Regions from separate parts of the Homo sapiens genome. Here region 2 is linked to region 1. Evidence: read pairs that join two places in POLR2A ChIA-PET (ENCODE). Cell type or tissue: GM12878. All regions are shown on one strand.

Region 1 (8,000 bases):
CCACACCACCCCAGGCTTTCTTCCACCTGCCAGCGGACCCCGGGGTGAAGGGAGAGAGCGGATGCAGCAGCGTGTTCCTCCAGAAGCCCCAGGAGGCCCCTGGGGGTGGGCTTGGGTGAGGGCTCAGCTCTGGGGCCTAGCAGTCTGGGTTTCCGGCCCTGCTGGCCCAGCCACTTACAAGCCATGTGACCTTGGACAAGTGACCACCTTTGTGAGCACCTGGCTCCTCACCTACAGAATGGGGCCAGTCAACTCCACCTCAGTGGCAGCTCTAGGGGGCCACACGTGACAATTTACACCGGAGAGTCGGTCACGGTAGGAGCCGTAAATTCTGACCTGGCCTCACGAGGGGCTACAGGCAACAGAGGGTGAGCTATTCCTACAGCCATGGGTCCCCGGCTGGTCAGCCAGCAATGTCCTGGACAGACGAGCAGCCAGGAGGGACGCCCACCCTCCTCAGAGAAGCCAAGCTGAGGAATTACCTGAGGCCAGGGCATTCTGGAGAGAGCTGGAGAACAGGATCCAGCCAGCCACTCTGGCAGGGCAGGTCTGCATCCCCTGCACCCCTACCTCGCTGTCCCACTGTCCCACCCTGTCCCCAGCAGGGAGTGGGAACCTAGAGGCACACAGCCTGCCGTGGGGCCCTCTCCAGTCTTGAGAGCCGTGTTCGCCTGCCAGCAGGCCCCAAGTCACCCCTTCTTTTGTAGGAAGTTGGCAAGGGATGAATTCAGGGCTGCTGAAAAGGCCAAGTATCAATACACGTGGGGGCCGTCCCAGCCTCAGAGTGGCCAACAATGCCACACTGTCCACACTCTCAGAGCGGATGCAGCATCTGGTCCTCTCCCTCCCCACCTCCCCCATGGGGAGCCACCTCACAGGCACACGCCAGCACCCTGCGTTTCCCTGAGCTGACACACAGAGTACATGGACCCCAAGTGACCACATGTCCACCTTCCCTGTGAGAGCAAGGACCCTAAGTGGGTAGCTATGGGGATTTACATGTCAGAACCCCAGTGGTTAGCACTGTAGAGAGCACATGGCAGGTGGTGGAACCATACTGTACTGCAGTATGATGAGCTGGGAACAGCACAGCCACAGGACCCTGAGACCTGGGTGCCGACTCTGGTGTGGTCACTGCCTGACTGTCTGATGCTGGATCAGCTGTTTAATTTCTGGGCCTGATGTAAACACGGGGAGGGAACCACCTGCCTGGCAGGCTGCCACAGGGAACTAGGACAATGCCTTGTGTCATGAGGGCGCGGAACACACGGCAAAAGGAGGCGCGGGGTGGCGTTAAGGACAAGCTCTGGAGTAGACGGCCAGGCCAGAGCCCTGCTCCACCATTCACCATTCATGAGCTCTGCAGCTTCAGGGTTACTGAACTGCTCAGTGCCTTAGTTTCCCCATCTATAAAATGGAGTTAACTGTGATTAGGATTAAATGAGCTGCTACACATCCTAAGCACTTTATGGTCTTAGCACACACAGAAAGTGCTCAGAAAACAAAACAAAACAAAACAAAAACACAAAAACAACAACAAAAACAAAAAAACCCTTGGAATGCAGTGGCGCAATCACAGCTCACTGCAGCTTCAAACTCCCAGGACTCAAGTGATCCTCCCAGCTCAGCCTCCCAAGCAGCTAGGACTACAGGTACACACCACCACACCCCAAAACTGAACTACTATTGTCGTCATTGTGTTGAAGGAAAACAATCCAGGGTACCTCCTGGCCTCCTGGCTCCCATCCAGCCCCTGGGACCTCTCCCTCTACCCACCGTGGCTCACTGGGCTGCAGCTCGGCTGGGTTTTTTTGGCTGCAGGAAGCCAGACCTGCAGGTTCCAGAGCCTGCCCTCCAAACATCAGTGCCTCTTTCTCCCCACCAGGGTCCTCTCCTGCCCACTCTTATGGAAGGTCGCCCTGCACACGAGTCACACCCTTTAGTAAGCATTAAGATGAGATGCTGCCTGGGGAAGGGAGTCCAAGAAGCTCCGAGGTTCCAGCTCATCCACCCCCAGCCCTGGCAACGGCCTCATTCCCCAGGCACTAACTCAGAGCCAAAGAACAGCTCTGTGGGGACAAGGCAGGGTAAAAATAGCTTGGGCGGGCACATGCCCACTTCCCTTGCAGCAAGGCACCAGCAGGCACACGTGCAGCGCTGCCGCTGGGAAGGTGTGCATGTGTGCGGTGGGGGTGGACACACACTAAGCCTAGTGTAGGGGAGTCCAGCGGTTGCCAGGGCTAGGCCTGTGATGAATCTCTCACCCCACTCCCAGCCAACCAACAGCTCTGGAACGAGATGGGCCAGGTCAAGGTCTCACGGGGTCCTTCCTATGGGCAGCAGGAAATTCAGCTTACTGAGCTAACTCATAGGTGCCAATGTCCCCAGGTCCACAGGGAAGGGATGTGATTGCTAGGGCTGGGGTCTTCCACACCCCACTGTGGCTTGGCTGCTCTCATCATGAAAAGGTGGTGGCCGCAGAGACTGGTACGCAATCTTGGCTGTAACGGACTCCTGCTGCAGCTGCCAACCCTGGCTCTGGGTCAGGCCTTGCTCTGCAGATGCAAGGCTGGGTACTTATCAGTTGCTGATAAGAGGTTTTGGTTCAACAGAGAGTTGCCCAGGCACCAGCCAAGGCAAGGGTGGGATAAAGGGGGTTCAAGCATCCACCCAGAGGCAGTGCCTCGGCCTTGCCTTCTGAACAACAAGCAACCTCAGCTCAGACATGAGGCCTCGGCTCACCCCAACAGAGCCAGGGGTAAGCATGGGAGCACCAGGTCGCCAGGTCACGAGGGATCATCCCACACCTCAGCCAGCCCCGGGGACTGACCACATACTGTGAGATCAAAGCTCTGCAGCCCAGAGCTTCCCGCTCTGATCAGGAAGAAATGCTGCACTGCTACGTTCCATCCCCAGAGTGGCTCAGAGGCCCCGGGGTGTCAGGGAGGGACCCAGTGCCCCATTCCTCCAGCTAAACTCCCTCCCAGGGGATGGCAGCCAAGGCAGGGCAGCTTCCAGACTCTCTTCTCCCAGCCGGGGGCCCCGGATCCACCTCCTGAAACTCACCCCAGAAAGGGTGTGGCCAGGAGCTCAAGACCACCCCTCAGCAGGGCCCACTGCTCCCGCCCTGCAGCTTCTAGGAGTGGATCTTGTGTAGACACCTGGTTGCTGCGCTCCACTTCCATCCTAAGGTGGGCCTGCAGACCCCAGGAGCGGGGGCAACCGGGACAACTGGGGTTCCCCAGGTGCTCATTCATTTCACATGAGAAGCAAGCAGGCTTCTTGCATCACCCCCAGAGGGAGGTAATAAATCACCCTATTTTACAGATTTTTTGTAGAGACAGGGTTTCACCACGTTTCCTGTGCTGGTTTCAAACTCCTGGGCTTGAAGATGTGGAGACTGAGGCTCTTGGGCAGATTTGGTTCAGTTCTGGATCTGGCACACACTGGCTGTGGAACCTCAGGTTGGTGCTGAACAGAAAAGAAAGCGAAAGCCATGCTTGTGTTTCTCCAGAACTCATGACATTTACATAAAGCAAAGGCGGTCACTCAACAAGTTCTGCTGCTGCACAAACATCACCGAGGAAGGGCTGCTGAAGCCCACACTGCCTTTCTTTCAGTGTTTTCATCACAACTCTTGAGCTGTCTCTCTCTCCGATCTCACAACCTCACCCCAACACACACACTGCTGATAAGGCAGCGTCAGAGGAGCCCACAGAGAGGAAGCGGGGTGTGTGCTGAGGCTCCCAGAAAGACTCAGAAATGAGAGATGTCAGATAACCTCCTGGGAGCTCAACTAAGAGAGATGCACACATTTCCTGAGGCTGACAGAGGGACTGAAGTACTAAGGGATCTAAAGACAGAGCCTGTCCTCAGGGAGGGGCTAAGCGAGTGGTCTCCTGGGAAGCACCAAGAGGGAGGGTCTGAGGCCGACCCGGGCCGCGTGCACCCAGGCACTGGCCAGAGGTGTCAGGTCTGGCTGGCCAGCACATCCAGCCTGCCCCAAAGGCGGTGGGGCCTGGCTCAACATTCCACACCTGTCCAGCCCTTGGCCCCTGTGTCCAAGTTCACGTAGCACCCACTCCCAGAAGCCTGCTGACAGACAGGAGAGAAGGGCTGCCCAAGCTCATGTGAGTGCATTTCTCACCACAAGGGGATCCACTGGCTCTGCAGGTCCATTTAGGGACAATCAGTGAGCATGAGTGGACTCAAGTTGTGGGGTGTGGGAAAAGCCAGTAAGATCTGGTTTTCAAGCCCATTAGGATGCAGACCAGACCCTGGACCATGGTGTGATCCCACTGGAAACATCCCGAACAGCTGAGCCATCCACTGTGGGGAGACGCTCTCACTCCTCTCTCCCCACTGTGCCACTTCCGTTCCAATAACAAGTGAGCATGTCAAAGGTTGGGAGTTAAAAACGGGCCGGGCACAGTGGCTCACACCTGTAATCCCAGCACTTTGGGAGGCTGAAGTGGCTGGATCACTTGAGCCCAGGAGTTTGAAACTAGCATAGGAAACATGGTGAAACCCTATCTCTACAAAAAATACAAAAAGTTAGCCAGGTGTGGTGGCGCATGCCTGTTGTCCCAACTACTTGAGAGGCTGAGGATAGAGAATCACCTGAGCCCAGGAAGTCGAGGCTGTGATGGTGCCACTGCACTCCAGCCTGGGCAACGGGAGTGAGACCCTGTCTAAAAATAAATTAGTTAAAATAAAATAAAATAAAATAAAACAAAACATATTACTAAAAATCTAAGCCAGGCATGGCAGTGCATGGCTGTATCCCCAACTATTTGGGAGGCTGAGGCAGGAGGACTGCTTGAACCTAGGAGTTCAAGGCCTACCTGGGCAACATGGTGAGACCCTATATCTTAAAATAATAGTAATAATAATAATAGATGAGAGAAATGAAGGAATAAAAAAATGCTTGAATCATCCAAAAGGACAGATGACTGATAGCCAGAATACATAAGGAACTCAAACAACTCAATAGCAAAAAAACAAATAATTCAATTTAAAAATGGGCAAAAGATCTGAATAGGTGTTTCTCCAAAGACAACACACAAATGGCCAAGAGGTATATGAAAAAATGTTCAACATCACTAATCATCAGGGAAACACAAATCAAAACCACAATGAGATACCACCTCACCCTAATAAGAATGGCTATCATCAAAGAGACAGAAAATAACAAATGCTGGCAAGGATGTGGAGAAAAGGGAACTCTTATACACTGTTAATGGGACTGTAACCTTTTTTTTCTTTTTTTGAGATGGAGTCTCACCCTGTCGCCCAGGCTGGAGTGCAATAGCACGATCTTGGCTCACTGCAACCTCCACCTCCCGGAATCAAGCGATTCTCCTGCCTCAGCCTCCCGAGTAGCTGGGATTACAGGCACATGCCACCACGCCTGGCTAATTTTTTGTATCTTTAGTAGAGAAAGGGTTTCACCATATTGGCCAGACTGGTCTCAAACTCCTGACCTCATGATCCGCCCACCTCGGCCTCCCACAGTGCTGGGATTACAGCTGTGAGCCACTGTGCCCGGTTGGGACTGTAAGTATTAATAGAACAATCATTATGGACAACGGTATGGAGGTTCCTCAAAGAATTTAAAACTATCATATGATCCAACAATTCATCTACTAGGTATACAAACAAAAGAAAAGAAATCAGTATGTCAAAGAGAGATCTGCATTCCCACATTTATTGAAGCACAATTCACAATAGCCAAAATATGGAGTCAACTAAGTATCCATTAACAGATGAATGCATTTTTAAAATGGGGTGTATATATACACAATGGAATAGTATTCAGCCATAAAAAAGAATAAAATCCTGTCATTTGTGACATGGATGAACCTACAGAACATTGTGTTAAGTGAAATAAGCCAAGTAGAGAAGGACAAACAGCATGATCTCACTCCTATGTAGAATCTAAAGAAGTTATCCCATAGAAGTAGAAAGTAGAATGGTGGTTACCAGAGGCTGGAGAGGGTAGGAGAAGGGAGGACGGGGAAAGGTTGGTCAACAGGCACGAAGCTATAGTCAGATGGGAGGACTAAGTCCTGGTGTTCTATTGCACAGTAAGGTTACTACAATTAACAACAATGTGTATTTAAAAATAGCTAGAAGATAGCATTTTGAATGTTCTCACCACAAAGAAATGACAAGTGTTTGAAGTGATGGTTTTGCTAATGACCCTGATTTGATCATTCCACAATACACATGTGTATCAAAACATCAGACTGTACTCTCTAAATATGTACAATTGTATGTCAATTAAAAACTTAAAGATTATGTAGGATTAAAACTCTACCACATCAGTAATACTTTTAAAGAAAACTGAGTAAATAATCCTATTAAAAGATCAATATTGTCAGAGTAAATTAAAAACAACTACATACCACTTACAAGAAACACAATTGAAATTTAACAAGATGTAACACTTTTATATCTATGCATCTAACAGTCTCAAAACATAAAGCAAAACTTAACAGAATGGGAAGTGGGAGCTGTTAATTCACCTCTCTCAGAAACTGATGGAACATGCTGAACGTGGCTCACACCTGTAATGCCAGCACTTTGGGAGGCCAAGGCAGGTGGCCAGGAGCTCCAGGCCAGCCTGGGAAACATAATGAGACTCCATCTCTACAAAAAAAAAAAAAAAGTAAAAAAGAATAGCCAGGTGGTGCATGCCTGTAATCTCAGCTACTCGGGAGGCTGAGGCCAAAGGATTGCTTGAGGCCACGAGTTCGAGGATACAGTGAGCTATGATTGCACCTGGGTGACAGAGCTCAAGATTCTGTCTTTAATAATAGTAATAATAATATTATTAATATATTATATATAATTATTATATATTATAATAATTATGTATTATATAATTATTATATATTATATATAATTATTATTATATAATTATATATTATATATAATTATTATTATATAATATATAATTATTATTATATATTATTATATATTATAATTATTATTATATATAATATATAATAATTATATATAATATATAATTATTATATATAATATAATAATTATATATTATATATTATAATTATTATTATATGTTATAATAATTATTATATATTATATAATAATTATATATTAATATATAATAATTATTATATATTATTATTATTACTGATGGAATAAGCAAACAAGAGAATTAGAGAGGACACAGAAGACCAGAACAACACAAACTCCAGACTGATACATACAGAACACTACACTCAACAACTGCAGAATAACACCAGTAGATTAAAGGCTAATGAAAAACTAGATACTTGCACAATACCGAAGAATCACCCTACAGATTGCTGCAAAACACCAAAGCACCCCACATACCTCTACCAGGGAGAACACAGACTACTGTCCCTTTAATGCAGAGATCAAATTTAGCATCACTAATTGGAAAGAACCAGGCGCTGGCCTCCCAACGCGATGCCTAAGAGGTACACAGCATCACCTATAGTGTGGGCTTAACTAAGTATTTAACTCAATTCAAATCAAGCCTTAGGATCTAACTTCTACCAAACGGAAAAATGGGATAGAAGTTACACATCACCACAGGGAAGATGCATTTCTAAAGGTTGAGGCAGGCTGGAAGAAAACGCATTTCTAACAAGTTCTCGGGTGATGCGGATGCCACTTGTCCCAGGACCACACTTTGCAAACCACTGTTCTAGATTAACTGAGAGACATAGAAACCGAATATTATCCTTGATTAGATCCCAGATCAAACAAACAAACCACCACCAGCTGTAAAAGACCTTTTGAGGATAAACAAGGAGGATGGAATCTGGAGTAGATATTGGGTGATATTAGGGAATTATGCTTAATTTTGTCAGGTGTGTTAATGGCATATAGTTGTGAAGGAAAATGTCCTTAGTTTTGATAATATTTAGTCTAATTTCTTTTCAAATGGCTCATTTGAAAAGAAACTTGGTTCATTTGAAAGTTACAGGACAGGCACGGTGGCTCAC
Region 2 (8,000 bases), 570 kb after region 1:
GATTCTCCTGCCTCAGCCTCTCGAGTAGCTGGGATTACAGACGTGTGCCACCACACCCAGCTAATTTTTTGTATTTTTAGTAGAAACGGGGTTTCACCATGTTAGCCGGGCTGGTCTCAAACTCCTGACCTCAGGTGATCTGCCCGCCTCGGCCTCCCAAAGTGCTGGGATTACAGGCATGAGCCACCGCCCCCGGCCAATCTGGTTCTTATTTATTTATTTATTTATTTATTTATTTATTTATTTATTTATTTATTTTTGAGATAGAGTCTTGCTCTGTTGTCCAGGCTGAAGTGCAATGGCGTGATCTGAGGTCACTGCAACCTCTGCCTCCCAGATTCTAACCATTCTCCTGCCTCAGCCTCCTGAGTAGCTGGGATTACAGACACGTGCCGCCATGCCTGGCTAATTTTTGTATTTTTAGTAGAGATGGGGTTTGACCATGTTGGTCAGGCTGTTCTTGAACTCCTGACCTCGTGATCCACCTGCCTCGGCCTCCCAAAGTTCTGGGATTACAAGCATGAGCCACTGTGCCCAGCCAATCTCATTCTTTTTTATGGCTGTGTAGTATTCTATGATGTTTATGTACCACATTTCCATTATCCAGTCCACCATTGATGGGCATCTGGGCCGATTCCATGTTTTTGCTATTGTAAATAGTGCTGCGATGAAAATACATGTACATGTGTCTTTACAGTAGAATTCTTTCTTTTTTCTTTTCTTTCTTTCCTTTTTTTTTTTCAGACTGAGTTTCACTCTTGTTGCCCAGGCTGGAGTACAATGGAGTGATCTCAGCTCACTGCAACCTCCACCTCCTGGGTTCAAGCGATTCTTCTGCCTCAGCCTCCCAAGTTGCTGGGATTACAGGGATACGCCACCACGCCTGGCTAATTTTGTATTTTTAGTAGAGACAGGGTTTCTCCATGTTGGTCAGGCTGATCTCGAACTCCCGACCTCAGGTGATCCGCCGGCCTCTGCCTTCCAAAGTGCTGGGATTACAGGCGTGAGCCACTGCATCCGGCCTATAGTAGAATTATTTCTATTGCTTTGGGTATATACCCAGTAATGGGATTGCTGGGTCAAATGTTAGTTCTGTTTTAAGTTCTTTGAGAAATCTCCAAACTGCTTTCTACCGTGGCTGAACTAATTTACATTCCTGCCACAAGTGTGTAAACATTCCCTTTTCTCCACAACCTCACCAGTATCTGTTACTTTTTTACTTTTTGATAACAGTCATTCTGACTGGTATAGATGGTATCTCATTGTGGTTTTGACTTACATTTCTCTGATTAGTGATGTTGAGCATTTTTTCATTTGCTTGTTGGCCACGTGTATGTCTTCTTTGAGAAGTGTCTGTACACATCTTTTGCCCATTTTAATGAGGTTCTTTTTGCTTTCAACATTATATTTTTGAGGTCTACCCATGCTGAGATACACCAGTCTAGTTTGCTCTTGTAAATGACTATACCAAAAGTTATCAATCTATTTTCTGTTAATAGATTGTTCCGATATATATATTGAGATTGTTCCTGATTTTTTGCTATCATAAGTAATGTTGCAGTCAGTTTGTGCATCTGGTACACATATGTGAGTGCATCTGTAGGTCACAGCGTATGCTTAGAAATGGAATTGCTGGATCACAGTTATATACATCTTCACTTACTAGAGACTGCCAAATTATTCTGCTGAATGGCTCAACAGTGATTGTACCAATATTTACTTCCATCAATGAAATAGAATAGTTCCCCTTTCCCCATATACTCACCAACACTTGACACTACCAGATTACAAAATTTTTGCCAATATGATGGGTATGGAATTGTATCTCATTGTTAATTTTCACTTAATCAACATTTATTGAGGTGTAGTTTAGAAACAATAAAGTGTACCCGTATTAAGTTTGGGCCGGGCACTGTGGCTCACACCTGTTATCCCAGCACTTTGGGAGGCCGAGGCAGGTGGATCACGAGGTTGAGAGATCGAGACCATCCTGGCCAACATGGTGAAATCCTGTCTCTACTAAAAATACAAAAATTAGCTGGGAGTGGTGGTACACACCTGTAGTCCCAGCTACTAGTGAGGGTGAGGAAGGAGAATCGCTTGACCCCAGGAGGCGGAGGCTGCAGTGAGCCAAGATCGCACCACTGCACTCCAGCCTGGTGACAGAGCAAGACTCCATCTCGAAAAAAAAAAAATAGTTTGATTTTTGACAAATGTATATACCCATGTAACCACAACAATCAAGATATAAAACATTACTTATCATCCTAAATGTCACCCCAAAAGACTTCACTCATCCCCCTTCGCAGAATCTCTACCCCATTCCAACACCAGATAACCACTTATTTGTCTTCTATCAGTACAGTTTTGCCTGTTCTAAAATTTCATATAAATGAGATCATATAATACTCTTATACAAGGTGACTTAGAAAAGTTCATGGAAAACACATAGTATGAAAAAGCTATGCATGGATTTCAAATTGTTTTGCACCAAAATAAACTCATACTAACTTGTTATAACATGTCTGAGTGGGATTTTGTTTGAGGCACTAAGAAGGATACGACATCAACTTGAAAACAGCCCCTCTCAGAGCAACATGAATTCTGCTAAAATTGAAGCAAGAACAAACATCAACATTTATGGTGAAGCTTGGATGGAAGAATGGTGAAATCACTGGTGCTTTCAGAAAAGTTTACGGGGACAAATCCCCAACAAAATTAGCAGTTTACAAATGGATAACTTGTTAAGGAGGGACAAGATGATGTTGAAGATGGCGCCTGCAGCAGCAGACCATCTACATCAATTTACAATGAAAAAAATCATCTTGTTCATGCCCTAATTGAAGAGAAGCAATAATTAACAGCACAAACAATAGCTAACACCACAGATACCTCAATTGGTGCAGCTCACACAAATCTGACTGAAAAATTAAAGCTGGGCAAACTTTCCACTCAATGGGTACCAATGCCATTGCACCCAGATCAGTTGCAGACAAGAGCAGAGCTTTCAATGGAAATTTTAAACAAGTGAGATCAAGATCCTGAGGCAGTTCTTTGAAGAACTGTAACAGGAGATGAAACATGGCTTTACCAGTATGATCCTGAAGACAAAGCATAATCAAAGCAATGGCTACCGAGAGGTTGAAGTGGTCCTGTCATAGCAAAAGCAGACCAGTCAAGAACAAAGGCCATGGTAAAGTTTTCTGGGAGATGCTCAAGGTATTTTGCTTGTTGACTTTCTAGAGGGCCAAAGAACAATAACATCTGCTCATTATGAGAGTGTTTTGAGAAAGTTAGCCAAAGCTTCAGCAGAAAAACATCTGAGAAAACTTCACCAGAGAGTCCTTCTCCCCCAGGACAATGCTTCAACTACATTTCTCTCATCAAACAAGGGCAATTTTGTGAGAGTTTCAATGGGAAGTGATTATGCATCATCTTACAGTCCAAATTCGGCTCCTTCTAACTTCTTTTTGTTTTCTAATCTTAAAAAATCTGTAAAGGAGGCCGGGCATGGTGGCTCACGCCTGTAATCCCAGCACTTTCAGAGACCAAGGCGGGCGAATCACTTGAGGTCAGGAGTTCGAGACCAGCCTGGCCAACATGGTGAAACCCCGTCTCTACTAAAAATACAAAAATTAGCCCAGCATGGTGGCCAACGCCTGTAATCCCAGCTCCTGGGGAGGCTGAGGCAGGACAATCACTTGAACCTGGGAGGCGAAGGTTGCAGTGAGCCGAGATCGTGCCACTGTACTCCAGCCTGGGCGATGAAGCGAGACTCCATCTCGAAAAAAAAAAAATCTGTAAAGGGTACCCATCTTTCTTCAGTTAATAGTGTAAAAAAAAAGGCCAGGCGTGGTGACTTATGTCTGTTATCCTAGCACTTTGGGAGACTGAGGCTGGTAGATCGGTTGAGTTCAGGAGTTCAAGACCAACCTGGGCAACATGATGAAATCCTGTCGTTGCCAAAAAATACAAAAATTAGCCAGGCATGGTGGTGTGTGCCTGAAGTCTCAGCTACTCGGGAGGCTGAGGTGGAAGGAGCGCTTGAGCCTGGGAGGTTGTGGCTGCAGTGAGCTAGAATTGCACCACTGTACTCCAGCCTTGGTGAAAGAGCAAGACCCTGTCTCAGAAAACAGCATAAAAAAACAAAATGTAAAAAAGACTGCATTGGCATGGTTAAATTCCCAGGACCCTCAATTGCTAGGGGATGGACTAAATGGCTGGTGTCATCACTTATAAAAGTGTCTTGACCTTGATGGAGCTTATGTTGAGAAATAAAGTTTATATCTTTAATTTTAATCTCATTTGTCCAATACCTTTTTTTTTTTTTTTTTTGGAAATGGAATTTTGCTCTTTCGCCCAGGCTGGAGTGCAGTGGCGCCATCTCGGCTCACTGCAAGCTCCGCCTCCCAGGTTCGGGCCATTCTCCTGCCTCAGCCTCCTGAGTATCTGCGACTACAGGCGCCTGCCACCACGCCCAGCTAAGTTTTTGTATTTTTAGTAGAGACGGGATTTCACCGTGTTAGCCAAGATGGTCTCAATCTCCTGACCTCGTGATCTGCCTGCCTCGGCCTCCCAAAGTGCTGGGATTTCAGGTGTGAGCCTCCGAGCCTGGCCTCCAAGAACTTTTTGAAGTGCTTTGTATAGAGCTTGGGGCTTTTTTTTTTTTTTTTCAGTTTCACTTTCTTTATACTTCATTTCCTTTTTTGTATTACCCAAAAGTTTTACCTAAAAATTAGTTACCTTTATGATTTTAAAATATCCACTTTGGGAAATAAATAAAAAAGAACATAGGGAGCCCATTCTATTTTTGGACTATTCTAGACTGAACTGGCGTAGGACTGAAAAACAGATCAACTTTTTTCAACCAATGATGAGGCCCTGTCCGAGAGACCAACTCGCAGCAGCTGCTGGGGTTTGGTGACCTTTCCTAACTGCAGTAGCGCTTTCTCTTCCGGCCTTTTGTACCATTTCAGCAAAAATGTTGAAAAAGCCACATTTTTCAGTGCTTTACATTGAAGACTGGGAAAAAATTCTTCCTCTAACTTGGAGGGTAAAGATTCTTCATCCCTTAACACTTTTTACTTGGTCCCAGACTGTGGCCACATTGGACAGACCTTTTATATTATTATTTATACAAATTTATGGGGTACATGTGAAATTTCGCTACATGTATATAATGTGTAGTGATCAAGCCAGGATATTTAGGGTGTTGGTCACCAGAGTATTTTTGTTAAGCATAGTTACCCCACTCTGGTATCAAATATTGAATTTATTCCTTGCATCTTACAATGTTTGTACCCTTTAACCCACTTCTCTTCATCCTCCCTTCTCCTCCCCATAGACAGACCTTTTAGCATTGCTCTGGTCTGCCTAGAAAAGCAACAGGGGGAATATATAATAATTCTACATATAGGAAATAGAGTAAGGTGAAGGCTAAAGTGCTCAGAGCTTATCCTTCTCTTACTTTGTTGGCCACAATTTCACATTCTCTTTGCTGAAAACTTCTTATCTTTCTGTCCTTTAAATACTGGAATGCCCCAGGGCTCAATGGGGTAGATGGTCTCCAAAGATGGCGCTCACCCAGTCTTTCCCTCCCAGTGTATACGTGACCCTCTATCCATGAAGAGGTTGAATCTATTTCCCCTCCCCTTGAATCAGGGCTTGTTGCATGACTTGCTTTGACCAACAGAATGCAGCTCCTGGTTAGCCTTCCAGAGGTCTGGTAGCATTTGCTTTTGTTTAGGGAAGTCAGCAGCCAAGCCACAAGAAAGCTTAAGCTAGACTCCTGAATGAGAAAGACAGAGCCCCCATATAGAGTACACCAAGGCACCAGACATGAGTGAAAGCTTCTTTGGGTCTCTGGCCAGCTAAGGGCAGCAGAGTAGCCCAGCTGATGCCACATGGAGTACACCAGAACAGCCGAGGCCTCCTCAAATTCCTGACCCATAGGATTGTGAGAAATAGTAAATTGATATTTTAAGCCATTAAGTTTTAGGATGGTTTGTTACTCAGCAACACATAACCAAAATACTCAGTCCTTGAACACCTTTTTCCTGCTTAGGTGATCCTAGCCAGTCCCATTACTAAACCAGTCTACATGCTGACGACTCCAGTTCCAAACTCTCTCCAAGCCTCCAAATCAGACATCCAACTTCTGCCACTTGGGTTTAGAATTCAGGAAACATACATCCAACTTCTTTCCCCATGTCTCTACTGGATGACTCATAGGCATCTCAAAATAAAAAGGACTTTTGAGCATCCCCTTAGGGGTCTAAGTCTTTGCCACCTTAGTAAATAGCAAATCTATTCTTGTAGTTTTATAGAGCAAAAATCTGGGAATCATCCTTGATTCCTCTTACTCTCACACCCCACATCCAATCCTTCAATAAATTCTATTGCCTCTACTTCCAAAATATATCCAGAATCTGACCACTTCTAACCATCCTGGTCGGATCCACCATTCTTCTTCACTTGGGTTATTGCAACAGCTTCCTGACTAATTTCTCTGCCTCTGCTCTGGCCTCCTTCCTCCCTACTCACCCTAGCAGCAGCCAGCGTGCTGCTTTTTAAAAGCTTAAGTCAGGCTGGGCGCAGTGGCTCATGCCTATAATCCCAGCATTTTGGGAGGCTGAGGTGGGCAGATCACATGAGGTTAGGAGTTCTAAATCAGCCTGGTCAACATGGTGAAACCCTGTCTCTACTAAAAATACAAAAATTAGCCGGGTGTGGTGGTGCACGCCTGTAGTCCCAGCTACTGGGGAGGCTGAGGCAGGGGAATCACTTGAACCCGGGAGGTGGAGGTTGCAGTGAGCCGAGATCACACCATTGCACTTCAACCTGAGCAATAGAGTGAAATCCCATCTCAAAAAATAAATAAATAGGCCGGGCGCGGTGGCTCACGCCTGTAATCCCAGCACTTTGGGAGGGTGAGGTGGGTGGATCACGAGGTCGGAAATTCAAGACCAGCCTGGCCAAGATGGTGGAACCCTGTCTACTAAAAATACAAAAACTAGCCAGGCATGGTGGTGCGCGCCTGTAATCCCAGCTACTCGAGAGACTGAGGCAAAGAATTGCTTGAACCTGGGAGGCAGAGGTTGCAGTGAGCCGAGATCACGCCACTGCACTCCAGCCTAGGTGACAGAGTGAGCCTCCATCTCAAATCAATCAATCAATCAAAAACTTAAGTCAAATAATATCACTTCTCAGCTCAAAATCCTCCAATTTCTTCCCATCTCACTCAGTAAAATCCAAAAGCTCAAATTTTTGCAAATCCTACATGTATAAGTGACTTGTATCTAGAATATATACAGAACTATTACAACTTAATAATAAAAAGACAAATAACCTAATTAAAATATGGGGAAAGTATCTGTGTTAGCCAAGATGGTCTCCATCTCCTGAACTCCTGATCTGCCCACCTCGGCCTCCCAAAGTGCTGGGATTACAGGCGTGAGCCACCGCGCCCGGCCAATATGGGAAAGGATCTGAATAGACATTTCTACAAATAAGATATACAAATGGCCAATAAGCACATTAAAAAGATGCTCAACATCATTTGCCATGTGGGAAACGCCAATCAAAACCACAATGAGATACGACTTCATACCCATGAAGACGGCTATTATAAAAAAGACAGATATGGGCCTGGCGTAGTGGCTCACATCTATAATCCTAGTACTTTGGGAGGCTGAGGCAGAGGATTGCTTGAAGCCAGGAGTTTGAGAACAGCGTAGACAACAAAGCAAAACCCTATCTCTACAAAAATAAATAAGTAAATAAAAATTAGCTGGGTGGAGTGGTATGCATCTGCAATCCCAGTGCTTTGAGAGACCGGAGCAGGAGGAGTGCTTGAGGCCAGTAATTTAAGGTTGCAGTGAGCTATGATTGCACCACTGCACTCCAGCCTGGCCAACAGAGGAAGACTCTGTCTCTAAAAAAATAAATAAGATAAAATAGTAAAATAAAATAAAAATAACCAGATTAGGCAAATCCATAGA

Evidence for each region. ChIA-PET counts read pairs that join two places held together with the same protein. Peaks named below come from ENCODE experiments on the same cell type or tissue, not always from the same donor. Only the 100,000 strongest peaks of a DNase experiment are listed, where the experiment ranks them.
Region 2: POLR2A ChIA-PET joins it to region 1 with 7 read pairs; 3 of 35 experiments call an interaction of 5 or more read pairs at or near these places.

What each region holds. Positions count from the first base shown.
Region 1 is chr17:31,504,548-31,512,547 of GRCh38, reverse strand. The region is part of intron 3 of RAB11FIP4 (RAB11 family interacting protein 4); the gene reads right to left. Among named protein-coding and RNA genes, the nearest start is that of MIR4724, 26 kb to the left of the region's middle. RefSeq lists enhancers at 2,118-2,908, 3,190-3,669. In GM12878, CTCF peaks have their summits at 3,303 (motif pointing right) and 4,158; a DNase peak (open chromatin) is centred at 3,557; H3K4me3 peaks cover 2,032 bases; H3K27ac peaks cover 2,078 bases.
Region 2 is chr17:30,936,107-30,944,106 of GRCh38, reverse strand. The region is part of intron 5 of ADAP2 (ArfGAP with dual PH domains 2); the gene reads right to left. Among named protein-coding and RNA genes, the nearest start is that of ADAP2, 18 kb to the right of the region's middle. RefSeq lists a silencer at 5,625-5,825. In GM12878, no CTCF peak of the experiment used is centred here; a DNase peak (open chromatin) is centred at 4,828; H3K4me3 peaks cover 271 bases; H3K27ac peaks cover 1,074 bases.